Regions from separate parts of the Mus musculus genome. Here region 2 is linked to region 1. A link is a loop called in an ENCODE intact Hi-C map of the cell type or tissue named here. Cell type or tissue: left cerebral cortex. All regions are shown on one strand. Each heading gives the region's core, and the rest is flanking DNA. Links, peaks and the distances in the headings are about the cores only.

Evidence for each region. Hi-C counts contacts between places; a loop is a spot of excess contacts. Peaks named below come from ENCODE experiments on the same cell type or tissue, not always from the same donor. Only the 100,000 strongest peaks of a DNase experiment are listed, where the experiment ranks them.
Region 2: it touches region 1 in a loop (2.1-fold over the local background); 3 of 42 quality-filtered maps call a loop at or near these places.

The regions. Positions count from the first base shown.
Region 1 is chr16:75,377,502-75,393,134 of GRCm38, forward strand. Gm30116 (a long non-coding RNA gene) reads right to left here and starts at 15,138. Exons shown (of 2, transcript XR_384964.3): 1 at 11,043-15,138; 2 at 5,233-5,340. It also overlaps a transcript of Robo2 not described here. In left cerebral cortex, for the core only: a CTCF peak has its summit at 3,911 (motif pointing left); DNase peaks (open chromatin) are centred at 7,260, 7,543, 10,273 and 11,080.
Region 2 is chr16:75,432,004-75,447,683 of GRCm38, forward strand. It overlaps n-TIaat1 (a tRNA gene), which reads left to right and starts at 2,176; the gene lies at 2,176-2,249. It also overlaps a transcript of Robo2 not described here. In left cerebral cortex, for the core only: no CTCF peak of the experiment used is centred there; a DNase peak (open chromatin) is centred at 7,492.

The sequences.
Region 1 (15,633 bases), core at 3,881-11,880:
TACAATATTTTTACAGTGCTAAGAAAAATGAGGTCACCAGTCTAGGATTGTAAGCCTTAACTAACTATAAAATAAATTTAATTTTAATGTTTTAAAAGAAATATTACAATTACATGCAATTTCTAGTTAAGGGCACTGATATATGAGTTTCAGAAAATAGGATGCTGCTTTTAGAAAGAAAGTGGCTTCTACTGGACATGATGAGTCTCAGGATCTAAAACACGGGTTAATAAATGTAAATAATGCTGGGAACAAAAGCAATTGTAAATATATTATTAAGATGATTTATTATTTTTGTTTAGGATTTTAAAATAAGGAGATACATTGAGTAGAACCAATGCTATTACATGCTATAGCTGGTCAAAGCAAAACTATTCTATGACCCTCAAGTTATTCAGATAGAGAGGTGATTAACGTTTACTCTGTTAATGTTCAGGTGAACATTGGAGAGTTGATGTGAAATAAAATACATTAACCAAACAAACTGAAAAAAAAAACCTTTTTTCAGAATGCAATGATAAAATAATGATGCAGAATTATAGCCAAAATAAAAAGTGGAAACTGAGTTAATATTAGAAATACACACACACACACACACACACACACACACACACACATATATATATATATATATATATATATAATTTTCTTTAAAGGTTTAACTCCACTTTTGAAAGAGACAGAATATAAAATATGATGACATGGAAAAATTAAGCATTAAAGCATATAATATATCATGGCAAAAATATTGTATAATAATATTTATACTTGTTTAAATTACTGAACATATTTATGAGACTAAGAGGGCAGTACGTAACTAAGGAAAACTTGCTGGGCGTGGTGGCGCAAGCCTTTAATCCCAGCACTCCGGAGGCAGAGGCAGGTGGATTTCTGAGTTTGAGGCCAGCCTGGTCTACAAAGTGAGTTCCAGGACAGCCATGACTATACAGAGAAACCCTGTCTCGAAAAACCAAAAAAAAAAAAAAAAAAAAAAAAAGAAAAGAAAAGAAAACATACCAGCCTGAGAAGTCTATACTCTACACACATGAAGCAAAATTCATCAGTATTATGGAAACAAGAGGTTAACTCTCTAGTTTGTATTGAATATTTTACCTTGATACCGCTTAAGAGTTAAAGAAGGCACGGCAACCATTATAGTACTTAAAAATGGTTAGTGTTATTGTCACATTAGAAACACATAGAATTCTAAGGGATCATATATAAAATACACAGGGAACCAATGCCCACCCCAGTGCTGAGACACAATGCATGAAACTATTTTAAAAAGTAGTTTAATAAATGACTTCATTGTAAGCAAATCTTGAATTACAATACAATTAAATAACAATAAGTTATGAAAGTGTGTAAATATTTGTATATGAAGACACTGTTGTAACTATTTAATTATCAAAGATTTCACAAGGTACATTTAAAAAATACCCTATTAAATTTAGTGCAATCACATTAGAAACCAAAATCTATAGTACAATGTGACAGATAGTCCAAAGAGTAGAGTATGGAGAAATTTATTTCAAGATAGTTCTGCTCTTTAATTCTGTGTAGCATTAACCCAGAAATACACTGAAAGTCTTCCTTAGTCATAGCTTTTCTGCTACATTATTCTGGGGATTATAACTGCTATAAAAATAAAGTAATTTAAGAATAGATACACTTGCATATGTTAACTCTATGTAGAGCTATTTAGTGTGCCCCGATTTCTCTTTGGACTCTGATCCTAGCTTAGACCTTTGCTAAACCTGGAACAGTTATTAATGAGGACGAAGAACTGATCTGAGCTCTGATGCATTTATGTTTATCCACAAGTTTTTCTCCTTTGAAGGAAATTATTGTTTTCTTAGACTTTTCTCCCCAGAAACCTAAGGTAGAAAATATATAGCATGGTGAATCAAAATGACCAAGAACTAATCTGATTTTCACCACTTTAATCTTCCCGGAGTGATGGAAGCAGTATTTCATCGGAGCTGACTTCCTGTGATCTTTTCATCTTCACCCTTTCATTTATCACTCACGACACTTCCACGTGGAAGTTATGTTTTTCCCAATTTTGTTTGCACATCATCGGCTCACAACACCTTTACTGAGGCCTTGTGTAGAGTCTCAGATAGTCATTGCATTACTCTTCCCATTAAATACTGATCATCATTTTTCTATGTCTACATAAAAAAATTTCAAAAGTATATTTCATCTCCTGATATAAAAGAAATAAATATAGTTGTATCTGTTGCTAACTCGTGTGTTTATGCTGCCCCCCCCTAAGAAAGCAATGTAGATTTCTTATGTCTTTTTATCTGATGAAATAAAATTAAGTGTAGGAAAGAAAAACACAAAAATTGCAGCATTTTCATTTTACATAACCTAGCCATTTCCATTTATAACTAATTAAGTCTCAAACATATTTCCCAGGAAACATGAAGCTTTATAACCAATGACTTACTAAGAATGGATTTCTAATTTGAGACATAATTCCAATTTTTCCTTATACACAGTCAAAATGTTCTCTGATAAGAATCCTTCATAACAGGAGAATGCTGATATATCTCAGACCCACCAGAGATTTCACAACCAAATACCAATACTGAATTTTCAAAATTCTAATAGAATATTCTCTAAAGTTTTTAATGTACCAAAGACTGTGAAGATTTTAGTCTTATATATATTTAATATATTTTTGTATGTAAAATAATGCTCCTGGCGGTGGTGGCACACACCTTTAATCCCAGCACTTGGGAGGCAGAGGCAGGCAGATTTCTGACTTTGAGGCCAGCCTGGTCTATAAAGTGAGTTTCAGGACAGCCAGGGCTATACCAGAAAACCCTGTCTTGAAAAACCAAAATAATAATAATAATAATAATAATAATAATAATAATAATAATGCAAAAAATTAAGTTCAGAAAATAATTAGCTGGCTCTAAATCACATAATTTGAAAATGGGAGATATCGGGTTAGGTCCAGGCTGTTTGTGTTCGGAAGAGTTTGGCTAATTACTATTTTTTCTAATTCCACCAATAGTTTCTTGATATTCCAAAACATGTAGCTAATGGCAACTAAGATACGGTAAATGGGCATAAAATAAAGGCCACATTGAAAGCAAAATGGCTTTCAACCAGCAATAACTGAAATAAATCCTGAAATCTAAGAAAATATATAAAATATCCAATAATTTAATAAATAAGGAATAGGATAAGAGACAATTCATTATCATCTTTCTTGAGCACTACAGTAAAATGACTTTGAACCTTTTTATCCTCGCCCTCTCAGGTCTACCTTATGTAAATGGGTTTTATAACCTCTCATCTGGGAAGTGAACTGTGCTGAAAAAAGACGAGGCTATGAACAACCTCAATGAACAACCTTCAAGTCATTGCTAAACTCACTATACTGATAATTGTCTGAAATCTGACATGAATTAGAAGTATCCTCTATCTTGCCCATATTTATGAACTAAAATCCAGAACTGAATGAATCACTTGTATTGGTATGGTCTCTTCAATAACTAAGCTAAATATTATTCTTACTTGTCTTCACTTCAGCAATGTTTGATGCTTTCTAATGGGCAAGACGTGTGGTGCATTAAATACCACCTATGGATGCTAGCAACTTGGTACTGTTAGTCACACATAAGATTGCCTCATCCCTTATCATTTATTTATTATCAATAAAAAGGGAGGGATGGCTGAGGTTCCTGTTTAGCATACCAAAGCAAATGCTGGGGCACCAGCTTCTCCCTGCATCCCTCAGTCTCTCCCTGTTACAGGGCAGTCCTGCCACACACACACACACACATATCCTAAATTCTCCAATCCAGTGCCCAGTCTTCTCTTTCCCATCTCTCCTTCCCTATATAATCCAATCAGTTCATTAACTGACCCTTTTACTCTGCCCTCTTGTGGGACTCCTGGTTGCTGCACCTGGTTCCTCTCTTTCCCTTCTCTCTTCCTCTCCCTACAGGGTCCAGTTCAGTCTAATCAGGCCCACTGTGGAATCTCCCAGATGTCCCTGCCTCTGACTATTCCTCCCTTTATTCACAATAAAATTTCTCCTGCCCTATTAATATTAAAAGTATCCGTTTTCACTGATACAATAATATATACTTTGCAAACTCATGAGAATCCAAAGAAAGGCCAGAGAAAGAACTTTTGAAGAATCATTTAGATACTAGTTCTCAAATCTGAGGCAAATTTCAATACACATTTATATCATAAATGTGCACACATGTGTATGCATATATTTAATAGAATTAGATATCCAAGTTTTATAAAACACCAGATCTCTTATAAAGGGAAAATATATCTCAATGAAAGCATCTAGGATTACCTATCTCTTAAAAATCTGTTTTATCTATAATTCTTCACATTTATCTGACTTAGGTTCTCTGGTCTTTTTTAAATGTACTTTTTCCTTGAAATTTGATGTCATAAAGCAATATGTTTATTTTATAAGCATAAACAGAAATGTATCACCATTTCTCATATAGCCTTTTTTATCTCACTGTGTTTTTCATAGGTTGAGGTTCTAGCAGTCTTTTAGCCAACCATTTTGCAGTTAGTTACTTGTTAGTGTATATTGATTGTTGGATGGTTGAATAGCAAAGAGGTTAAGATGGTAGATTTTATAACAAACATGTTTCTGAGCAGATGGTCTGTAAGGCAAAGACAACTTTTTAAAGAGTGAATATGGCTTAAGTATTTATATTTAAATGATGCTATATTTAAATAACATATTTAGAAAAATCAAAGTAAATGTTCCAAACAATGTTAATTTCTATCGACATACAGTTCCAGAGAAACATTACATATAAAAATTCTACTAGCTATCATAATTCAATTAAGGCTTAATATATGTAAGAGAACATATAAACTGATACAATTAGTGAAAATGCTATTAGGGAATATATACCAAAGGGTATGGGAGTCTGTGTGTGAATAACAAGAAATGAAGCAATCAATTTCCAATTTCAACAAGCCAAAGAAGAAGAAGAAGAAGAAGAAGAAGAAGAAGAAGAAGAAGAAGAAGAAGAAGAAGAAGAAGAAGAAGAAGAAGAAGAAGAAGAAGAAGAAGGAAAAAGAAAGAAAGAAAGAAAGAAAGAAAGAAAGAAAGAAAGAAAAGACTTAACTCACAGTCATAACACAAGGATATATAATATGAAAGAAGGACAGCAAAAAATGAGAAGTAAAACAATGAGAAGTAAGCAAAAGTTGCAACTACATTTATTTTTTCAGGAAGTTACATATGCGTGAAGATGGACTATACATTAAATCAGACTTTGGGAGGCAGGTCTACGCAGGGCACAAAGGACACAAGTCTGACATGATGAGGATCTGAAAGATAGTGTCAAAGAAATCACAGAGGAGATTGTTTCAGGATTTCTTGCCATGTTCAATTTTAATTTATAATTACAGTTAAAAGAACTTCACAGATAGACAAAAGAATCTTAAATATCTTTAATTGGCAGACAAGGAATTAACAATGAAATATTGTTGAGTTTATAATCTTGATAAGTTTAAATTCACCAACAGTTGATGAGGCTCTTATTTAGTAAATCATGAAAGAGAAACATTTACGTATATATTTCATCAGGGATGTGTATGCTGAATATGAGAAAAATGGGGAAGGGGAGGTGGGAGAATTAATTAAAACATTAGTTGCATAAAAAATCCACATGAAAATTTCTTACTTGCTAGGTCAATTTAAGAAATATGTTTTGAAAAATAGGAGAGATATCCTGTATGGGTAAATAATGCTGTTGTAAAAGCACAATAGTTATTCAACAAAGACACCATAGTTGAGCATGGATTCCGTCATTATGAGGTCCAGGGCATCTCAAAGACCACTAAAGTTATGCAGTCTATTAAAATTTGGCATGTTTGATTACTAGAAAGAGTTGGTAAGACTTGATGGCTTATAACACCGCATACCTTATAAGACACAGAAATCAAGAACTGTCCAGGAAGTTTTCTTTTTGTTTGCATTTACATCCTTACAGGCTACTATGCAGACTACTGGGGAGGGGGGCGTAAGACATCGATAGACAAGCTCTAAGGTCTATGAACTACAGTGATAAACCTGCTAGACATCTGACTTAATAGTAAAACAATAGGTTACTGAGGTAACCAGCCAGTTCCATTAGGTGTCAGATCTGCTCCACAGGAGGGAATTCATAACTGGTATAGTAAACCAAGTTAAAAAAAAAAAACCCATGATAGAAGAGGATATACGACCTAGCTAAATGAATATTTACTCAGAATTCCTTCTAAATATTTATATTTATACCCACATACATATGTTATTCTCTACCTTAATCACAGAAGGGATGCTTTGCAGTGAACAATAGTGAATGTATATACTGACATTAAGTGCTAAGAACAAGTGATGGTTCAGTGCTCAGCTATAAATAATACAAAAATATCACCCATCCAGATGTTATAGAACTATAAAAAAGGAATGGAAGGGCCAGAAATAGAGAGAAAGGCTGAAACAAACAAACAAACAAACAAAACCTATCTTCCAGTAATCACTCATCCATTGCCACCATGATCCTGTAGCTGCTGAGGTAATCTCCAATGTAGCTGAACAAGACTGATCCTGTCAATAGTCACGCACAGAAGGAAGAGCAATCCCTGAGGCATTACCTCTCTATGATGTACAATTGGCTACAAGATGATACTGAGTAAGGGGTAGCCAGTGTGTTTAGTAATATCGTCACATGTGAGCCTATCAGACTTCAGTAGATACGCCCAAGTTCCCGGTCACATAGATCATCTGGATTAGACTCAGTGTGGCATTAAACAAAAGAAGTCATGAATGTGATAAGGAAACTTGTAGCAAGGGCAAGGTTTAGCAGGTCTGAGAAGGAGATAGAATTCAGTCCACTAAAGTGACCAAAACATACAACACATGTGTCTGAAAAAGCCAAATAGCAAGTTTAATTAAAATTAAAAATAAATAGAATAGAAATTTAGAAATCGTTCAAAAATACTAATCTTGAATTAAATCAAGAGTGTAATCTGAGGTGACATGTCAATAGATGGACTCTTGGTGTGCGGGCTGTGATGGTTTATCAGTTCATGTCACAAATGCACATATTCATATGAGCAAAATGCTGGACCCCAAGCTCTTCAATGTGTAAGAACAGACTTTCACAAGCCTCCTTTGGGAAGACTAGAGTTTGGATGGTTTACAGCTGTGAAAATATGGACTGTGACTTAAACAAAGTTGGTGGTGTCCTCAGCAGCAGAAGAAAGCAGTCACTATTCAAAAGATTATCACCCGGCTTTCCACTGATCCTAAAAAATGGCTTAAGAACAGAATGTAAGTTTTAGAGGGGATAATTTCCCTTCGGCATCACCTCCTCACTTTGAATTCTTCGAATGAGACTCATTGCCACCTTTCCTTGCTCTAAATACCTCATGCCATGCACTATAGAAGTTTACCATAAATTTACTTCCAAGCTAAAGAATATTTTATCTATTTTTGGATGCTTTTGCACATTCGGTTGTGCCAGACTATAATATATACTTTCCTTCAAAAGAAAAAAAAAAACGTGCTTTTCATCACACTGCCAACTAGTAAAAATTACCATCTGGCCATGTTAAAAAAACCATCTCTTTCTTCTTTTCTTTCTATCCAGCTCACCCCCAATCCACTCAGAATCATAGTCTTCATAGACTTTTAAAGTTGATACCTCATGTACATTCCTCATGAAGTCTAAAGCTTTGACTCAAGGTCAGAGGAAGTAAAGTATTGCACTTTCTTTCTAAGGAAATAGCTGAGTCAAATATAGTCCACACTACGGTACACTTAAGATTTCTTGTTAAATTAAAAATAAGAACCTGAGGCACTGAGGGCAACCTCATGCTGATTACTGACGACAAAATGACTCCGCTGGCCTCACTTGTGTTTCTATTGCATTAGAAACTCATAGCATTCAGCCTTCTTCACGTTGTGGGCATTAGCAGAGCATCTAATTTTAAGCAGGAAAGCATTTCCATCAAATTGTACCTTAAATTAAGCTAATTCTATCATCCCCGGAGTAAGCATCGAATACCACTTATGAAGGTCAGAAGACCTATTCTCTCTCTCCTAAAAGCACTGCCACAGGTACATTAAAATGCTCTTACGTTGATTAGACTTTATGGCAAGGTTAAAATGTGGCTAGCATTTGTGACAACAGGTGTCAACAGAATTAGGGAACTCTTCATTCTCTGTAGAAAGATTTGTCCTCCAGAACACAAGGTATGACATAAGTAACAGGTATAAGTCAGCATACTCTGGAACATTTGGTCACAAACGAACAGAGTTGCATTTTAAGAAATAAAATGTAATCTTGAATTAGAAATTGTGCTTTATATTAATGGAAATATCAACATAAAATTGGAAATAAAGGAGAAATAAAAATGTGTGTACTACCCTGGGTATTTACTTACGTGTTTATTTGGTTAGAGGGTGAGATCTTTGATACAGTGTCTTACTATATGTGGCCCTGGCTTATTTAATCTCAGAAAAATTTCCCTGCCTCAGCCTAAGTGCTGGAATTATCATTACTAACTACCACACACTTACCAGGAGTTTTTAAAGAAGCCAGTCAGACCATTACCTTTAATTTTAACGACTAGAAAATTTTCAAATCTTAGCAAGATCACCATTAATGTGACTCGAGGAATTCATAGCTGGAGCAAGATGTGGAAATCTTTTTTTAAAAAAATAAATTTGAATATAGAAAAATGCTTCATTTGAATATTCTTTGTCCACAGTCATGGCTAACTATGCTCAAATTTAAATTGGAAAAAAATTCGGAGGTATATCTTCCATCTTAATTCTTATACCAATTGTAGTTATAACTTCAAGAATATGTCTGACAACGTATACTGAGCAGAGAGTTTGGTTTATTCCTCCCAAATGTTTTCATGAACACTTGATGAAATAATGACTGAGGAATTTTCACATTCTAAAGTTTCTTGTATATCTTCTTTCATTGTTTTGGGTTGACAGTGCTCTATAATATGAAATGTCTAAATTTTCATTTGATGAAATAAATTTAAGTTTACTTATCAAATACTAAGGCTGTTTACTTACTATGTACTGTGACATACAGAGCAGTAACTCTATGCTACATGTTAACTTTCATATTTTATTGCTTGAAACAAATGTGCAGTTTTCAGATTATCTACAGCTTAATGACATTGGTCTATATTATGTTGGCCTCCTGTTCCTGTATATGACCCCTGGAAGGGACAGGAGTTGCTATGATATCTGCACTAGAGAGAAAGTTACCTATCCTGCTGTTCCTTCCATGTGTAGGCACCCCAGGTATGGTCACATAGTGGAAGAAAAGAGAGAGAAGACACCACAACATATAAATGTATACGTATGCTTCAAACTATACTGGACTTGAGCCCAGTTAGTGATGCTAACTTATAAAACCTGTATTTGATTTTTAAAAAATACCAGTATTTTTATGACAAAGTCCATTTGAATGAGATTGGTTGTATATATATTTCTCTATATGGTATGCAGAAACATTATTATGCCTTAGGATTTCATTTAATGCTGAAAAGTCATGGACTTACATGCCATTCCCTCATCAAAGTATGTCCTCTCGTATTGAAGGTTAACATGCACTATTAACTCTTAAAAATTGGTCTCAGTTAATTAGCTATACACAGAAAAACTTCATGTCAAGTATATGGAACTATACTTTCTTTTCAATTTTGAAATGTTTTTCCTCTTTTAATTTCATACCATTTCCATCAGTTTCATGACATGTTCATTTGCTCAATAATATAGAATTTTAAGAAATATTTTGCAGTCATAAACTATAGTTGAAAATTTAGTGAGTACTACCAGTTGCACTTTAGATTAAAAATAAAAAATGTGTTAAACTTTTAAAATACTAAGTAACAGTACACAAATTACTAATGCTTGTTGACCTATTTTGTACACTAAAGGTATTGATTTGAAATCAAAGATCTCAATGCAATCCCACCAGGAAATAATTGATTATTATAATCAATGAGTATGTGGTTTGAGTAAAAAATAGTTCCCATAGGCTCATGTACTGAAGATTTAGTCCCTCTTGGTTCTTGGTGGCTGGCATTATTTAAAGAGATTACAGACCTTTTAAAACAAGAAGCCTTTCTGGAGGACACAGATCACAGGATGGCTGACTTTGAGAGTCCACAGACTCACTAAATTTCCAGTCACTATTTATTTCATGTGTGTGGTTGAAGCTATGATTTCTTAGTCACCTGTGTCACCATCTGTTCCCAGGCCTGTACTGCTATTTTGAGCTCTTCTTCTGAAATCCTCAACTGAAATAGACTATGTATTCTGTTAATTGTTTTGGAAATGGTATTTTTATCATATCTACACAAAGTCACTGATACAGTACCCACTGAGCCATGTCACTGACCCCTATACAACTCCTCAAGCACAGTTACTACTCAAAACAATGGGTTTATGATATATTTACTTGCATCATACTGGTAATAAGAGCACTACCAAACATGGTTTTTCTTTTTAAGCTCTGGGCTAGAAATATTTATTTAAGCCCATTATTTTCAGTTTTTTATATATTTTTCACACAGTGATTTTTCACATTGACTAAGTGGTAGGGCCTATTATTTATTGTGTTTTGATCACCTTACATAATTCACTGAACCTTTGCTTTGGTCTTCATAAAATACACTGTATTCTGGTAATAAAATGACTTTCTGATCTACCCCAGTAGCCTGTGGTTACATAAAATCATGACCTTATGTAGCACTGTGAATTCTCCAACTTTCACCCCATCATTTAGTATAAGTACTTCTTGATATCCTTGCTTCATGGAGTACAATCAAAATATTATTGTTTCTATATTTTCCTATAGCTCTATCCCTCTACATTAACTCTCCATCAATCTACTCTATAGTTTCTCTCTCATACCTTTTCTCTAGCACTTAATGACAGTTTGATCTTGACAGTTTGATCTTCTCCCTCTTTTTTTTCCACCTCTGCAATCTGGAATATTGCTTTCACTTACATGATGCTGAAACCATTCCATCAAGAACTTTTCATGAGGATTTCCATCTGGCGCGTAGCTACTTTCATTTCCATGTCCTGCTGTCATTCCTAGCTAATGTAAAATCAAATGTTAGCATCTCTTTATAAACCATTCCCTTTCTTACTCCTGGCTTTCAAATTTCCTTCTTCCCAAGCACTATTTTGCCCATTCCTCCCCCCCCCCGATACATATTTAGAGAGTAAGTGATATCTGCCTGTTTCTTTGCACTTAATCAAGGTCTATAACCTGCCTAACTTACTCTTCTTTGCCTTTCATTTTTAGTTCCTGAGCTCTTGATTGTATGATCTGATCTTTCTTTCCCATTACTCATTACATGTAAGAGTCATTTAAACTTCCTAAGTGTGATTTAAACTTCCTAAAAGCAAAAGTCTATCTGCATACTCATTGTATATACATTGAGCATGTCCATTGTACCCTTGATCATTAAATGTTAATCTGAATAATATCTACCACTCTAGGTTCATTAAGAATGGTTAAAAAAAAAACCCTATACCTGGCATCAGAAAGGGCCATGTATTACACGACAACATAAGAACACCATGTACATTACTGATTTTTACAGGTTACATATTAGCACTTAAACCCCTTTGCTTTCAAAGTTGATGGAAAATGATATATTATACTTCCATAAGTTCTAAGTAAAGAAGTGTCGTGAACTCGCTTCTTTGATATATTCCTTATGACCATGATTGACAGGGCATACTTCCTCTTCATCATTCCACACTAGTGAATTAGGTACCCACTTAGGCCTTTTACATGTGCCCTATTTCTGTCACTCCTATATAGGGCAACATGCAATGCAGCACGAACCTGTGGTTATAAACATAGTTATTTAGAAGTCAGTTTGATAGCATGACAATTAGAAAACAACATCAATAGCCTTGTGCTAGCCTGAGAATTCTCTAGCCATGGGCTTTTACTCTTTACAGCACCATTTATGATCTTACTACTGTATGGCATGTAGCTTAGAACTAAAGTACTTTTATGATTGCTAACTGTATTTAAACAGAATTTTATACTTTTCTGGTAATAAAACACATATCAAAGAGAGACTTTATTAATTGCACTGCATTCTTCTTTTTTAGATCATTGAGATTATAATGATATCATACCTGCTTCCTGTTCCTTCTTCCAGACCCGTTGTATCTCCATTGTTCCATTTCAAATTCATTGTCACCCTTTTCTTTGAATTTTGTTATACCTGTGTGCATTTCTTTTTTCTTTCTTTCTTTCTTTTTTTTTTTTTTGTTTGTTTTGTTTTTCGAGACAGGGTTTCTCTGTATAGTCCTGGCTGTCCTGGCACTAACTTTGTAGACCAGGCTGGCCTCGAACTCAGAAATCTGCCTGCCTCTGCCTCATAAGTGCTGGGATTAAAGGCATGTGCCACTACACCTGGCTACATGTGTGCATTTCTAAATTCACAAATACAATCTGTTTACTCTGTATAATCGCAATGGTATTTATGTTTTCAGGACTGAACATGTGGTGTTAGATAATGATATGGTATGTTCTTCCCTAGGAAGATGATTTCCTCCACATCAGTATTCCTTAATTGTCTTTTGTTCTTTGTCAAGGGTTGAGGCTTTGTGTGTTTTCCTCTGCCCACATTAGCATGTTCATTGATGTCATTCTTGTATAGGATGGACACCTACTGGTATTTCTCATTTTCTCTTCATCTGACGTTCACATATTCTATCACCATTTTTTACTGAATTAGTCTATGATAGGGTCAAGATGAATATGGGTTTTTAGATTCAGAGAGTACTCCAGCAAACACCATGATATTCAAAACTGACATTCATCCTGAGTGTCCAGTAATCTGCCACTGTGTTTAGTGCATTTTTGGCCAAATTAATTTTTATCCTTCTTTTTTCCCCTGTAGTTAACAATTTTGCATTGGCAATTCTATGTATTAAAGCAGCACAGTTGCCTATATTCTAAGTTGACAATTCTTGTATGATTTTTGCATTTTACATTTTGATTTTACATGTTTGGTTTTAATGTTTTTGCGTTTGTTTTGTTTTTTTTTTAAGTGTGTGTGTGTGTACTTGTTTGTATGTACTATGGGAAAGAGAATGAAGGTTCTGCCAAACCTTGAAATCGAACAAGAATGTGACCATAATTCCCCAGCTACATGTCTCCGTAGGAAGTGACATCCATTCCCCATGACAAACCAGTTTTCCTGTGTTTGCTGCTATGGATTCACAATAGACACACTATGGAAACTGGGACAACTATCCAATAATGGATCAATAAAGAAATAGTGGAAAATATTTATCCAGTAAGATAAAACAAAGCTTAAAACACAGGAGACATTGCATTATTGACATGGAAGAAATTTGGAATTGTCTGGACAGTGAATGGCATCAAAGAGAACTAAAATGAAAGAAAATGCTCACCACTATGTAGAGTTCAGAAATATGTCAATTCATATATCAAGTTGAGTATTACTAGAGAAGTAAGAGAGAAAGTCTATGGAAAGTATATCGAATAAGGTAAAGTTGCACTCCTATAAGAAAGACTAAATAACGAATGTATCAAAGAAGACAGAAGTTAGAATATTATATGATACACACGTATTTATGAAGGCAGATTTTTATATGCTCTTATATGAACAAAAGTAATTAAAAAAATTCACAGGTATGCTAATTTGTTCCCCCTGGTCATAATTTATTATGTGTGTTTATGTAAAAACATCCCACTGCACAGCACAAATATGCACACTAAAAATGTAGATATGTATACAGATAGCCTATAACATTAATATCCAAAATGTATATTATATGGAGCTGCCAAAAATGTCTTAGTGAGTAAGAAGTTTGCTGGCAAGCCTGAAGATGTGAGATCAGTCCTGGGGACTCACATCATAAATAGAGTGAACAGACCCCTTCAAGTTGTCCTCTGACTGTAACATGCATTTTGTGGCAGGCCCATAATAACAGGTATATATACTGAAAAATAAATCTCAAAAAATTAATATTTAATATATAGATTCATATTTTCCACTCATGGAGTAAGAACAATAAAAGAAGAGGCATTTATAATATTTTCACAGCCACTAGAGAAGCAAAATTGGAGATGAAGAGTTGAAAGAAAAGTTAAAAGTACTTGGAGCTCTTGGTCAAGATGCATATTCTGGCTATAAGCATGTCTGCGCATGATTCAGAATTGTCAGCAATTCCAGCCCCAGCTGCAGGAAATCCGGTTATACATGGGTTCTGCAGACTCTCATATGGGGGCACTAGCCCACATACAAATGAATGCAGGCACACAATTAAAAAGTAAAGTAGAATAAGAGACAAAGCTAAGATTGAACATAGAAAGCACAAATTAGATAATCAAATAAACACAAACTCACTACTAAATTCTCTGTCCATGTATGTAACAAAATCCATACTATGTACAGTGAAATGAACTATCCAATGCTCAGCCTAGGCATTTTATTTATTGCAGTGTTAAAAGTAAGCAAGACTCCAGTACCTGCCACAGTAATTACATTATGTTTATCATAAATGAATGCATGAACTCAGATATAACTATCACAATAGATTAAAATCTAATCTATATTTTGTGTGTAAACAGATTTCACCTAAAATTCATAGGGTTTGAGGTATCTTTGGTTGTTTTAAATTTTTATGATTTGTTCAAGTCATTTTAAGTTAGTATTTTTGCATGATATAGCTTTTGGGCACTAATATTTCTTCGAGTCAACATTACTTCAAGGGATGGATTCCAAAAATTGTTTTCATTAATGCCTACTTTCAAGCATGATTAAAGCTTTGCAGCGTGTTCACGTGATTGTTTAAAACATCTGCTATTCCTGGACAGGCAACATGACTCATCAGATAAATCTCTTCCCACCCAGTCTTGGCTAATGCTAATAATGTAATCAAGGCATAGTAACAAACAATATTCAAGATTCCTCCTTATATTGTAATAATATAGGTGTTACATGGGCATCATGTTGCTTTCAGAACAAGATATCAATATATTATCAATATAAAACTTCTATAATAAATACTACACACACACACACACACACACATATATATATATATGGATACACAGACACACAACCTAAAAACATAAGTTAGATATATTTGTATTTTTGATGACATAATAATGTTTTATATATATATATATATATATATATATATATATCACTAAGATTATTTGAAAATGCAAATTATTTAACTACAATTACAAAACAACTTTTGCTGTATGCTTTTAGAAAATGGCTAAATCAAGATAAGAACTGAACTCACTTCTTTACAGAGAAAAACTCCTAAAACTAACTAAGATTTTCTCACAATTGGCTTATAGACAATTCTAAAAAAAAAAGTCCTGGGATGAAAACCATCTCAAGCTGGCGGTGTTTACTGGCATGTGCCTCATCCTGCTGACAGCCATTTCATTCTGAGATACTTTTAAAGGAGAGAAAAAAAAAGCGCAAGAGGTTCCAAGTTTTAATAATTATATTGTTATGTTCCTTAAAAGTTATCACACTACATAATACTTAACTCCCTATATACTAAAGACTTCAACATAA
Region 2 (15,680 bases), core at 4,142-12,141, 55 kb after region 1:
AATATTTTATAAGTTCAACTTAACATAATGAGCATTATATGGTTTTGTTCTATTTTCTTTAAAATAGCAAATGTATAACAATTTTTAAAACTTTATATAAAAGAAAAAAAAAGATACTCTCAGAGCACCAGTTATCATTGGGACCATTGGTTAAATAAATACAGAATATTCTCAGACTTCTCAAACCAAGTCTACCAGTGCCTTTATGTTCTCAGAATAATTATAGGATACACACACAATCCTTTTTCCATCACACAAGCCCCATGTAGTCAGAGGAAACATTTAAATTTTTATTACCCTCTCCAAAGACAATTTCTGTTAATGTTTAACCTATTTGCATAATTATCTCTCATAAAATAAAACTGTTAATTACTCCTCAATTCTCCTTTCTCTAAGAAAAAGGATGTTCGGAAAAAACAAATCGCCAATAGTTTCCAGAACAGCAAACTTAATTTTTTACCTTATAGGAAAAGGAGAGGCAAAGTATGCTACTTTCTCCCAGAAAGTTAGCATGAAGTGTAGCTTAAAGCAATGCATAGAAGAAGAAGAAGAAGAAGAAGAAGAAGAAGAAGAAGAAGAAGAAGAAGAAGAAGAAGAAGAAGAAGAAGAAGAAGAAGAAGAAGAAGGAGGAGAAGATAAGAAGTTCAAAGTGGGCTAGTTAGGCTAAAATTGAGTTACCACCAGGTTTGAAACACCTTTCAAGGCTGTAGGGGGAGAATCCTGTCTGTTCCCTGTCTTTGGCTGCTTCTAGACGTCTATGTACCTCTCTGTCTTTGGCCCCCAGCCTTGGTATTTGAAGCTCATTTTCCACTGAAGTCTTCCTTAGCATCTCCTGTCAGTGCTGACATTTGGAAGGCTGCAGGTCACCCGTGACTCCATATACTCACCAAGATGATTCCACCTTAAGGGAATTTAACTGTTATTGCATCCTAAACCCAACGTGCTTAGTCCCAGGCTTTAGGGCAGCCTTGTAAGCGTCTCTTAATGGACTCACTATTTTAGCACACACTTTATAAGTGAGGGAAATGGGACAGTGTGCTCTAGGCTGTGTATGGCAGTGAAATGACTCAATTTTTAGTGACTTCATAAAATTACTTGATCAGGATTAGAGTTCAGGTTATTAAATGCGACTTTGGTATATTCTATGAAAAAAATTAGGTTCGTCAATCCTTTTTGTTTGATGTCCTTTTGGCTTGTCAGTGCATCACACACTCAATGCAGAGTCTTTAGAGATACTGCATATTCAAAGGCTGCCTAGATAATGCAAAGCGAAGTGAAGTTGCTATTCTTCAGGATTCTGCATTCCTGTGCATCACCCCCTCACCAGTAACACATGTCACAAAACCCAGTGCTTAGCATGAGCCTCCATCCCCATCACTATGTCTAGGGGGCATTTAAACGCTTAGCTTCACTTACTCGTTTTCCCCAACCCCTCGTAATTCTCCTTCCCTGTGCTGGTTGACATTTATAACACCCTCATGATCACTACGTTGTATGCCAACACACTTATCCTTCCTGATCCGAGTTATTTTCCCCAGGCCATTTTTTTTTCAATTCCTCAGCAGGACTCCAAACTTCATGCACTGGTAACCTCACCTGCTCAAGATCTGTCTGAAGTTAGGAATTTAGTATCTTCCACCTTCAAGAGTCTCCCTTGAATTTCACAGTTAAGCAAAGACCCCCTTGGAGCCAGTGACAGCATAGCTGCCCCTAGGAAGGAAAGAATCTAAGGAACGATGTACAGAAGCACATTTGGGAGCACAATTGACTTTTATGCACTGACGCCAGATGCATTTCATTCCTATGCATGCTGAGGGAAGCAAGTTCATCTCATATATCAGAATAAGCATCTGTTCTCCTACATCGCGCGGCCGGATATTCATTATGCTTAGGCAACAAAACACTTAAGGAAATCAAATCTCTCCCCAATTAAAAAAAAAAAAAGGTACATCAAAAGATTTTCTTTTTATAAAAGTATCTTAACCAGCTAATCTCAAAGAGACAAAAATGTCTCTTAAAACATAATTTCTGCTCAGATAACTAAGCAAAGTCTAGGATAGAATTTAGGTAAAGGGCTGTGTACAGTGTTGATAACTGAAAAGTTATTTGTCACTTATGACTATGTGTTGAGAGGCTTGAATCTATAGATGGCATGTGAAAGTTCATAAAGAACCTGGCCGGTTAGCTCAGTTGGTTAGAGCATGGTGCTAATAACGCCAAGGTTGTGGGTTCGATGCCCGTATGGGCCAGCAAACTGCCTAGATTAGCCAGGCAGGCCATCATTGGGAAGAGAGGCCCATTGGTCTAGCAAACTTTATAGGCCTCAATACAGGGGAACGCCAGGCCCAAGAAGAGGGAGTGGGTGGGTGGGGAGTGGGGGGACATGGGGGACTTTTGGGATAGCATTGGAAATGTAAATGAAGAAAATACCTAATAAAAATAATAATTAAAAAAATTCTAGCATTCTGGAAGCAGAGGCAGGCAGATTTCTGAGTTCGAGGCCAGCCTGGTCTACAAAGTGAGTTCCAGGACAGCCAGGGCTGTACAGAGAAACCCTGTCTTGGAGAAAAAAAAAAAAAAAAGAAGAAGAAGAAAGAAAAAGAAAAAGACAGTTTTATAGGCATGCATATTAAACATACGCATATGCTATTAAATTCTTGTTCCTTAGCACTTCAGAAACAAAAATAAAACTCATAAAATTGTCTATCAGACCATGTGAGTGCCTTGTTCTTTGAAAGTGATGCTCAATGATAATTTAAAAAGTCCAAGACAGACTCATGAACGACTTAATAATCACATTTCAGAGAAAAACCCTACAATTAGAGAAAACTGCTTCATAGGTCCATGCGTCTATTTGTAGCATGATCAAATATAACATTTTAAATATGGATAGCTCGTATGAATGGTATTCTTTGTTCTTCTTGCATTTTGTTTAGGAATCTGAATGCTAATACATTATTACAAGACCGGGACTTGAACCAGTCATTCTGTGTGAGCATTCTACCAATGACCTCTAACCCAGCTCTTTTCACTTTCCTTCCTTTTTTGTTGGTTTATGTCTTAATTTTAATTTTATTTTTTAATTAACTTACCAAGTGACAAGTGTTCTTCTGGGATACTCTTACACACTAAATTTTTTCCCTTTCCCATGCCTCATATCCCTTGCCTCCCTGCTCCCCATCTTTATTTATGTCGTTCACCCTCATTTACTCTTCCACTTTTATATTCTCTACTATTAAGCTCCACACTCTGCCCATGAAAATCTCTCCACTTGTATTGTTTCTGATTTCCTAGCTTCTATAGACATTCATTCTCACAAAGATAAAAAAAAAATCAGGAGATTCCTAAAACATACAATGTAACATATATAAAAATTTTTAATGAAGTCACTATATAATGGGGAAGACATTATTTTACTTAGACATTGTATGTATACTACCAAACAAAACCCATATTACCAAGAATGGGTTATATCTTCCTGAGTTACTGAACCAAGAGGGATTATAGATACCCCTGTCTCAAATATTACAGGCTATTGGATATCCTCCACAACTTGTTAAACCCCCAAGGCTGATAACACTGCATATTTATGGCATAGAATATGGAGAAATCTAGCTTGTACTTTTCTGAATGTTTCACCTCTCATAGCTAGGATTCATAGTGCTAGAAGGTGCTAGACATGCTATTACAGAAGAAAAGTAAGCTCCAACCTCGCTCAGCTACAAATATTGCAGGTTATAATAATGATGTCAGGAAGATATGTCCACAGGTGAAAAAGTGGCATGAAAGATATGGAAATAACCCACCACTTCTTTTCTATCTATGAACCATTCCCTGAGATGGAACACATATCTCATATTGTCATATGTGGTCAAGAACCTGAGAATAAATAGATTAAAGTTCCAGGGGAGGGGAGAGCTATTACTACTATCATTCTTCTAAGTGAAAAAACAATAACATAACTTTTACTAACACCATTACGCCCCCACAAACAATATATCAACCCACCATCAGTAGAGAAGCCTTTTCTTACAGTAGATAGTCATTAGTTTGGAGACACATAACTGAACAAATTACAGAGAGAGGAGTCTTTATGGAGTGTCTTTGTCAGAGACTTCCCGCTAAGACTGAGTGATCAAGGTAAAAGAGGTGATGAAATGGATTAAGAGCTAAGAGTGATTGAGGACACACAGGATTTTCCAGATCAGAGGGTAGATAAACATATGAACTTAGAGAGTCTATGTCAGTATGCACAATACTTGCACAAGCTCATGCTAGACCTAAAGAGAAAGAGAAGAAGGGGCTACCCTAACCAAGAAGCTACTCAAAGATGATAGCTTCTGAGGCAGGAAAAGTCAATTTTCAATAGGTTGTTCTACCAGCTACACTCTAGGACAGGCCCTATGTTCAGGCCAATACAAGTCAGACCCCATGTTTTTAGTGGCTTTTTCCTTTTACTATTTGTTTGTTTGCTTGCTTTTGTTTTCATATCAAGGGAAATCCTTTTTATTCATTTATATAATGAGGTATTTTATCCAGATTTTTCATAAAATATATTTTTATGATGTTTCCCTTGTCCCAGTTCCTCTAAGAGCCTTTTACATTTATTTGTTTGTTTGTTTGTTTGTTTGTTTATTCTTGGTTTTTTGAGACAGGGTTTCTCTGTATAGCCCTGGCTGTCCTGGAACTCATTTTGTAGACCAGGCTGGCCTCAAACTCAGAAATCTGTCTGCCTCTGCCTCCCGAGTGCTGGGATTAAAGGTGTGCGCCATCACACCTGGCTACCTTTTACATTTATATCCACAAAATTTCTCTCTCTCCATATATGTGTGTGTGTGTGTGTGTGTGTGTCTGTGTGTGCTTGTGTGTATGTGTGTATTACTTATATACACATACACTAAAGAAAAAGAAAATAAACAGAAATGATATGAAGTTAAATGGGAATGGATGAGAAAGGATGTCTCAGAGAAATTGGGGAACTGGAAAGAATATGATAGAAACTATATTATATGAAAATCCCAAAGAACAAATGAAGAGGGGGCAATTTTTTAAATTGGTAAAAGGTTCCACCATTCCTGCATTTCTTTATTACTAAGATTTAAAAAGTTCATCTCACCCCCATTGGTGTAAATATCATTTGTCAATGGTTTACTGTTCTTTGTATTTTAAAATGTTTACTTGATACATGTGTTATGGGGTTCACAGTTATACAGTAACAAGTTACCAGTTTTGCTGTCAACCAAAGGTCATGAAAAGGGAACTAATGATTTATTCTAGGTGCTAGGACAGAAGGTAAAATAATGACTAGGTTTATCTATACTTCACTAATAGCTTAGTTATGGTTTTTCACTCTCAGTGAACCGGGGTAGCTGTGACAGGTGATGGATGTTTAGCCAGATAATTACTCCTAATGGATATGCATGTAAACATTCGCTGTTGTAAACTTCCATTTCAATTTATGATTTGATTTTATGTGTGAATTTGTGATGAACTTTTTGACATGTGATCATGTATGTATCCTGATAGATATATAAGTGCTGAGGACAAAGAAGAACTGAGCCAAAGAACTTTGTCAACAGAAAACTTCTTCAACAAAGAGAAGAAGAATTTTCTCTACCCCCTTTTTTATTCATTCATTTTTTTTCTTTTTTCTTAGAGAACTTTCTGCACCTTAGTAACAAAGTTATAATGACTTTTCAGTGTCCCTTTTTTCTCCTGTGACTTCTACTAGCAGTTAGAGCAGCACAGCCCCTGCTGAGAAGAGAACAAAGGGCACATTACTTAATCACCATCCCTCCCTCCCTCCTGCTATTAGACTGCAGGTGTAAATGGCCTGTCAGCAGCTTTTTACCCTCAGAAAGAGCAAGAAAGTTTTGAGGACCTTTTGGAAGTTATCATCAGTGGTTCAGTACAGTTAGAGAGTTAGAACATCTGGAGACCCCCAGTCTTTAAAGCCACATGAGAGGCCTACTGTGTCTCATCTCAACCCACTCCAGGCTACGAGGTTCCTTGCACCCTTTAGCAAGTGGTCATGTGCATACATGTGTGGCTGGTCATGAAATATGAAATTTTCAGATGTTTCCTGGCTCTCAAGAGTTTGCCCTGATGACAGGAACAATAGACCCCAGAGCTAGGAGAAAAGATGATGCAGAACATATAAGATGAAATAGCCAGAGGGGGGAAAAAATCCTCATTTTTTTTCTTTGCTGCTGAAGTGCACTTAGAAAATAAAAATGCAACAAACCTGATAATAAAAAATGTCAAGTAATATCCCAAGAGTGTTCTCAAGTGCCATTATCTCATTTGGAGCCACTCTCTCTCTCTCTCTCATATCCCTTGATATGTGTGTGTGTGTGTGTGTGTGTGTGTGTGTGTGTGACAGATATATAGATAGATATAGATATAGGTATATTACTTCTATCAAATCCTGCCTAAGTGCTACACCAGTGTGAACCCATGTCTTAGTCAGGGTTTGTATTCCTGCAAAAAACATCATGACCAAGAAGTATATTGGGGAGGAAAGGGTTTATTCAGCTTACATTGCCACATTGATCTTCCTTACCAAAGGAAATCAGGACAGGGATTCACAAAAGACAGGAACTTGGAGGCAGGAGCTGATGCAGAGGCCATGGAGGAGTTCTGCTTACTGGATTGCTTCCCTTGGCTTATTTAGCTTGTTTTCTTATGGTTCTCAGGGTTACCAGCCTATGGATGGCATCACCCACGATGTGCCCTCCCACCTTAGATCACTAATTGAGAAAATGCCTTACAGCTGGGTCTCATGGAGGCATTTCCTCAAGGGAGGCTCCTTTCTCTGTGCTAACTCCAGCTTGTGTCAAGTTGACACATGAAACCAGGCAGTAAACCCACTAAGTATGCTTCTAATCAGAATGCAGATCTGACAAGCTTTGTGTATATGAGTTCCATGACCATTCTAAAATGCATTCACTCCCATTCCTAATTTTGAATTCACAATGCTTAAATCCTAAGTTCTATCTCAATATTTTAGACTATTGTATTAAATAAATCATCCTGTATTAAATAGTGCTTCATTCCAATCATGTGGTCTCATCAATTCCTCCATGTGCTTGCAAAAATCTCTTTGTAGTGTACTGATCAACTATTTTATACAATTTACCCCAATTACATTTCCCATGTCTTTGCTATTTCTTTTTATAGAATCTTTGCAAGTTGGGTTTTGATTGATTGAAAATATGTTTTACTCCTGTCCTTTAAAAAGTCGCTACGCTACTTGCTTTTACAAAATGTATAATGATAACATCCAGTCAGTCTTATGATTTACTAGAGAAAAAATTAATAACAGCCTCACTTGCTACACATACTACCCTTGATGTAGGATATGGATAATGAGTGAGAGACAGTTGGTGGCATGAGCAACAAGAGGAAGATCACCATCAGCTCTCCACTTGGAGACATGTCCACACACACTTCCTTCCGCAACTGAAGTAACACCATATGTTCTCAGTGAAGTGGGTGGTGAGAGTGACAGTTGGCCTGCTAAAGAGGGCCATGTGTACAGGCAGCCTACCACCATCCTTCTTACTGATGATGGCTGAAAACTCAGTTGAAGTATTTGCTCATCAGAATAACATGGCTGGAGGAGTAGCTTCCGCAACGCTACAGTTTCTGCAACTCTGGGTCTGGGAGCTAAAATTATACAGGAAATTTTTGTAATTTTATCAATAGAAATTACTTAAACATCACCCACATTCCATAGTCCGATCTTATCTTCCCTCAACAAGTGTATCCTCGGGATTCTGTATTTGCTAAGAGATTTCTGTCTCTTATCAAAATGATGATTAAGGATCAACTTTCTTTAATTTCATGCTATACCAAATGTCTTTTTTCTTGAGTTCAATACTCAAAATATTTCTCATGCCATAAGAAATAAGTATGAAAAGAAATTAAAGTAGCTTATAATTTTTGGATATTAGAATTTCTGTAAAGCAAGGAGACAGTGTAATGTGGCAATCCAATGTAAAACTACTATTAAAGTTAAAAGACAAAAATGTAGGTGTATTGTCATAATTATAATAGTTTTGTATCTGAACATAAATTTTCTATGTAATTTTCACCACTTCAAATATAGTTCATTTGTTCTACTGGTCATAGAATTTATTGTCTGAAGGTCAGTGCTACCACTGTGATCAGATAAGATAATTTACTTTACTCTTAATGGTTTCTTTTTAACAAATGACAAGGCTTTTAAGAAGGACGATGCTCTTTGCACAACAACCATAAAGCATGTCACATCTATTTACAATATAATTTTAAGAAAAATGAATGACAAAATTGTGAGGAAACATGAATTCATTTGCATTCAATTAATCTGAGTAGGGCATTTTCAAGTTCATTTTGAGAACAATAGCACAGAAGGAAAATGCATCCATCTTACACAATGGTCCTCTGTGGGGTTACCGGAGTATTTGGAAGGATGACATGATTATCATTAAATACAATTCACATGGCCATATAACTCATCAGAAAATATATTCACTGAGTTAATGTGTGAAGTGAACTAATTATTATTGCTCAACTCCAGAAATCCTGTGAGGTCTGGATTCTATGAAGCTTAAAAGACAAAATAAACTTTTGTGGTCACGATGCAGGTATGGCATGGAAAGTATAAAGCTTTATAAATAAATAAGGACAACAGGATACTTGGCAATATATAGCTAAGTGATTTAGATGTTAACATAGATAAATAATGAGATTAATTTCTTAAGTTGGCTGTTTGATTGCAAATAGTAAGTATTCATTTGATAAATTTATGAATATAAATTTATAATTATCAATTGTTACTAGAAAACTTAAACATTAATATATTCAAAAAAGATCTAAAACTTTTATTGTTCCTGATATATTATTTTTCCATAGGAAGCAATTAATTTGGGGGCTTGAGGTTAAAAGGACATCAGTAGAATCAGTGGCAGATTAAACAAATGTCCTCAATGATTATTTCAATTATTTAACCTCAACGTGAGTCAGTTGCTCTACTAGATTGTTTAGGTGACCAAACATGCAACCCAGAATTATAGTTGCAGAAATGAGAGCTCATAACCTCTATAATCACCTGTAATTCTATCTTGAATGAATCCATCACCTTCCTAGGGCCTCTGTATTTGTATGCATTTGAACATGCTTCTCTCCCCCCTCTTTCACACACACACACACACACACACACACACACACACACACACACATATGCACAAGTAAATAGCATTTAAAAATAAATAACATAAAATAAAATGAACTGTAATGAGCAAGTATTGGTATTCTGATTTTAAAAATCTAAAGACAGTGAGTTTTGCTTTGTTGACAACTGGTCACAGCAACAGTGAAAAGCCAATACATCATTATGTGAGTAGAAGCAATAAATATTATCCTAACAAATTTAAGAAAATACTCAAGGACAGATGAGAGGAAGTGATAGATCAGAAACAAGACTTCCCTTGGAAGGGTATTATGTCTTTCTTATTTATCCTCTGAGCTGCAGTTTTATAAGTACCATCATTGTCTTGTCAATAGGAATATATACATTTATAGTCCAGAATGAAAATTTCCCTTCTCTGTAACCCCATTTCAGTTACCCAATAACCACTACATACCTGATGGAAGAACATCTTCATGTAAGTATTCTTATGAACAGAGTAGTTGCTGACCTGAAATGTTACGCCTGAAATAAAATCCTTTTAACCCAGACAATGTGAAGGAGAGTCAAATATTTTTCAAGAAGACCAATTACATATCCATAAGGAACTTAATGTGGGCCAGGGAGATGGCTAAAGGCACCCAAGCCTCAGACATTGCTTTATGATTCTGTGTTCAGTAGACACAAAAACTTTCAAAGCATAATTTTCAAGACATGTCCATTTCTTCCCATTTGTTCAAACTAAATCATTAATCCAGTATCCATTATTTCCATGTTAAATGGTCAAAATCCAGACATGAATTACACTACCACAAATAGAATCTTATGCAAACAGAAAAAGAAACTCTCATGTAATTGCTGACCAAATGCCAGTAGAAAATTCCTAATGGCGAAGAGAAAAAGAGAGCATTTCTCTTGTTTAATAAATGTTTGTCTTTCTACTGATGTAGTACTGTCCTGCATCCTACATCTGATAATTATTCCCTGGTACTACATAATAATAATAATCATTGTGAAAATACTTATTTTAATGTTATGTGGTGTCTTGTTTATAAAATACCAGACTAAGAGTAGAAGATGAGTGTAGGTATATGCAAGGCTGACTCTGAATTTGAGGATGAAGATAATTGTAAAGCACCTCTCCAAACTCATGGATGAAAGCAGGAAAAATATGTATTAGGTACCATCCTGATGTGCTGCGCCTCTCACATACATAATTCACCTGAACACTTTAATATAGAAGGAACCAGCATGTGATGACAGATAAACATACTATAATTTATTTTTAAATGTTGAATCCTCATAATTTGTGTGTGTGTGCATGTGTGTTCATGTGCGTGTATGCCATAGCCTGCATAGGAGTGAAGGGACAGTCTCTTTCTCTCCTTTCCGTATAGGATCCAGGAATTAAATTCTAGTCGTGAAGTTTGCAGGGCAAGTTCTTTTTTTCTAGGGAGTCATTTTGTCACCTAAACTTAGCAAAGTTCTCATTCAATCTAAAAGGTTTCACACTTGTTGACTTAGCTATTACCATTTCTCTGTTCAACCTTAATACCTCAAGAAAAACATGGTTCGACATGCATAGTCTTTTCAGTGGAAAACTCTGGAGTTCAAGTACGACTTGATTCACCCATCCACTTTAGATGCTTGGTTTGCAACAAAGAGAAAAATTCAGCAAGCCAAAAGTTACAAAATTGTTCTTTCCAAGAATTACAGTCTAAATGTAATGCATGAGGTCCTGGCTTCAATTGCTTAGCATCAACCACACACAAAGAATAAAGTCTTGGTCAAAGTCAATGTCGTAGCTCCTCGATTTCCCCCTATTGTTCCTAATTATTCTTAAATACTGCCTCAAATATACTCACACAAAGATATCTCACACTGAAAGTGCTTAGGTGAAGCCCATGATGGTTAACCAACACTATATTGCACAGATTTCCATACATTTTATGCATTGAATACCTTGTAATACTTCTTCATGCTTGCAATACTACTTCAGAGAGGGTTAACGAAATCTCAAATGAACAAGAGCATAGATCTGAGAGAATAAGTCTAATCCTCCTCCATCTCTTCTTCTCTTGTCTTGTCTAGTTTACTTACATTAATGTGATCTATGTGGAAACCACTAGGCACTTTCTAAAAACAGTGAAAAAATTCAGTTTCAAATTTTCCATGTAAACATTATTCAGTGGGCACGAGAGAGAGAGAGAGAGAGAGAGAGAGAGAGAGAGAGAGAGAGAGAGAGAACTTTGTGTTTTCATCACAAATGTTTGTGCTTCACCTTCACTGTCACCATGGCAGGACCACACCTCAGTCACACAGTGTTATGAAAGTAGGTCAGATAAACTGAGAGGTGAGTAGTAACTGCAATCATTTTCGTGGGACCACAGAACCTTAACAGTCTATGTCTAAACTTGTTCAAATACTGCAGCAAGTGAATCAGTATCATTATTTTCTACAGCAGCCTTAACCAGATATGGAAACACACACACACACACACACACACTCACTCACACCAAGCTGTCAAATTCCCTCGATTTTATTGGGGAGCTCAGAAGCATATTCTTTATTGGTCCCCAAATTTTCTTTTTGGAATTTACACATAATTTCTAATCTTTATTCTGATGGTATGCAGAACAGAGACGACTAGGCACTATTAGTTTTATCACATCAAAGTATATGCATGTCTCCCTTTTTCAGTTATATTCTAGGTAAATAATTTCTAAATAAAGATAAACTTCGAAATAAAGATGTACCACTGTCCACAGTCTTTCCTGAAAACTAAACTTATGTATTTAGAGTTTCTCCATATTTTTTTTCAAATCTCAGCTAATATGTATCTGAATGAATCACACAGGAACAGAAATAAGGCACTTGGATATGGATTCCTTCTCAGAAATATAAAATAATGCCAGCATCCAAATGCCCTACTTGAGATATTGTACAAGATCTGAGGAAAGATAAGATTTTAAGATTCCAGAAAAAAAATGTTTTAAGTCATCCTGAAAGGATTAGGTCAAATGGCCAGGAGCCAGAGAACTAATTATACTGACTCATTTGAGAATACCTACTCGTGAGTTTGCATGAAATTCTACAATCAGATGCAAAAAATTGCACAGCCTCTATTTAATCACCACATGTCTATGTATTGAATTTATACTTCTCACAATAATTTTTGAAGTCTATGAGATTTTAATAAGTTCTCAGTCTCGTATTCATTATAATTGACAAACCCACAACGTCTTTTTTTTTTTTGAGCATAGAATACACCAACAGCTACAACCTTCTCAAAATTCACTAACTTTCTAACAATTAATATGGAATCTTTTAAGTTAAATATTTATTTGTTCATGTACATGTGTGTGTGTGTGTGTGTGTGTGTGTGTATGTATGTGTGTGTGTAGTCATATATATGATCTGCAAAGGCCAAAAGAGAGCAATAGACTCCTTTGAAGAGTAGTTACAGTGGCTGTTAACAAGCCAATGCAGGTGCTGAGAACTGAACCCTGATCTTCAAGAACAGAAAGAACTCTTAACTACTGAGCTCCAACCTATGATATGAACATTTAGAACACACTCAGATGTACACACACAGAGACACAGAGAGAGTCACTATTACCAGATAGTAAAAATTAAATAAACAAAATGAGGAGTCAACTATATGGGATTTTCATTCCTCCCCTAATAGTTAAAATAAGCTTATTTTGAAGCTATTTGTATTAGGCACCAAACTACTCATACTTTATTTTTGATAAACATGGTCACAACTTAAAAACTAAAGCCAGTCTCCTTTAAAAACTAACATGAAGTATGCAGCTTCTGACAATGTGCCTGAGGACTCTCGGGAACAACTCACTCTGAAGGCTGAAGTTTGCTCTTACAGCAAGTTGTATCTGTATTTATAGTTCACTCTGGGTAGTTTAAACACATCGACATGTGGGTTGCCTTCTGGATCACAGGACAAGCGTTGGCCCCATGCATATTCTGAGTAAGCATTGAGACTGCCTTTCAGTCTACCTCTTTTAAGGGGACACATTGACACTTAGGGACTTCGGAGCCATTTGAAGATGAAAAACATTGCTATGAGACATACTTCTGTACATTTGTGTTCAAAGTCTTCTCTGTCAAAAGATAAAATCAGTTAAATACCGAGAACACTTGAAAATTGTCTTTCAGCCATCATGCTTTTAAATTCTTCTTGGGGTAGTCTAAACTAAAAGTGTGTGTAAATTCTGGAAAAGACCTAAAATTGAAGTTGAATACATTCCTGCGTTAAAACATGGCATTCATTAAACTTAAAACAGTTGTTCCTTCCTCCAGGATCCAGTTCTCATGTTCAAGATCGAACTGATATCTCTGTTTCCCAAAACTTCCACAAGATGGAGAAGCAAGATGTTTGCACTGGAAATTTCTAACTCAGGTGCAGCCCTGATCCAGGTGGCCTGAAGGGGAATGAGTAGAGTACGAAGGCTCTGCATGAGTGAACTCTGCGTGCACCTGTATGGGTTGTGAACGTTCTAGAAGTGCTAATAAGTGTCAAGTGATCCTTCACAAGAGAGAAAGTTTATCAAATACCTGGAAGATTTTTTAAATCTCACCCCCATGTCTGGGATAAATGAGAAAGTTGTATACCTCACTGCTACTAATTTTTGTGGTAGCCCACCGGACAAGTGAAACATTCATAAACTCTACTGACAGGTAATTCACCACAGGGTACAAATAAATACTGAATTCAGAAACAGAGGCCCAGGCTACATAACAGAAACAATAATGGAAGTTAAAAAACTGTACCAAAATACACAACCTTCTGTGTTCACAACGATGAGCTATTACTATTACTGTACCATGCACCGTCTAAACCAAGTTAACTTTGAAATACCTAAAGAATTCTGCTTTTCACAAATAAGCATGTTCTGCCACACACACACACACACACACACACACACACACACACACTAAAGGCACACTGAAGCAGGTATAAAATAAACCTATACTGAGGTTAACCGGGAGAATTGCCCATACCAGAAGGAATTCCTGAAAACCCCATTAATCCTTTCTCGGAGACCTTCACAGGATGATAAATCGCCTTCCTTTTCATGTGAACTCACCACTCTTCTTGTAGCCAAAGATTTCCAAAGTGAGGAGAAAAGCATTCTCCGTAAGTCATCCTCTTCAAAGTTATGTTTTCAACTCCTCCCTAAGCCCCCCTCAAAAAAAAAAAAAAAAAAAAAAGGTACCAGTTTTGGAACAGAGAAGATGAAGAGGAGATGGAGTGAATCAATATGGCTTTTAAGCTAAATTGCCGTCACATGTGAAGCCTATCTGGGAGACTGAAGTTCCCTTTAATGAGCTCAGAGAAAGTACAGAAAGGATAAGGAAAGGAAAAAGAGAACCCAGGTCAATCAATAGAAAGGCAAGGGAGCACACTCCTGGGCGCAAAGGTAGGTCACATTTCCCTGTTGCTTCTTACACCCAAATATACTTTCCCATGGCTTTCTAATCCCATGCCTTGACTTGACAAAAATTGAGCACGGAGCAAGATGATAGTCGGGCAGAATGGGTGGCCAGAATTTTTGTCCTAAGAGCTTATTTATCTTATTATGCACACACACACACACACACACACACACACACACACACACACACACTAAATGCCTACCCTCGTGGATGTTTTCTCAAGCCCACTTATTTGAATTGAATTTCATCCAATTTCTGCCTGAAGATCAACACCACCCCCTGCCCCCTTATCCCCAGCTTCTCTGTCAAGACCAAGTACGTCCTTGACATCGGTAAATAAAATCAGCTGTGAAAAAAAAAAAAAAAGAAAAAAAGAAAAAGGACCAGCAGGCCCCTAGCTCAAGACCCCCCAAAGCATACACCTCTCAGCTTAACTCACCAGGAGTCAGGTCTAGATGGCAGTCTGCTCCAACAGGGACTGACAATCTGCTGAGAAACTCAACTCAGGCAGGGTCCGCCTGAATTAAGAGTGCACTGCAGCTGAACAACACCCCCAGGACCTGATGCTCTAAATGCGCCCAGATTTTTGTTTCTCCACTCCCCGCCCAGAGCACTCCTCCTTCGTTTTCTTTCCTCTCCTCCCAGCCTGTCAGCTACAGAGCTCCCTCCTCCCCACGTGAGGCGAGCCTGATTTTCTCCGCCTCTCTCCGAGGTTTTAGTGCTCTGTCCGTGGTGCTAAGGGTAAGCTCCGGGCTCCTCCCACACTGGAGATGTTCCCAAGATCTGCTTTCTACACACCCTCTACCTGGAGTCCCCAAAACAGATCTGCAGAAATCCTAGTTGCGTTGCAGCCACAGGGAAAACGGGATAGAGGAGCAATTAACTATAGCCTTGCAGCATCCAAAATTCCTTCAGTCACGCGTGACTGGGCATCTCTGTTTGATCACCAGGCAACACAACCCCTTCCTAAATATCTCCACAAATCTTCAAGAACCAAAGAAATACATGAAAACGGTATTCTTTCTCTGGGTTAACAGTAGTTTATACGCAG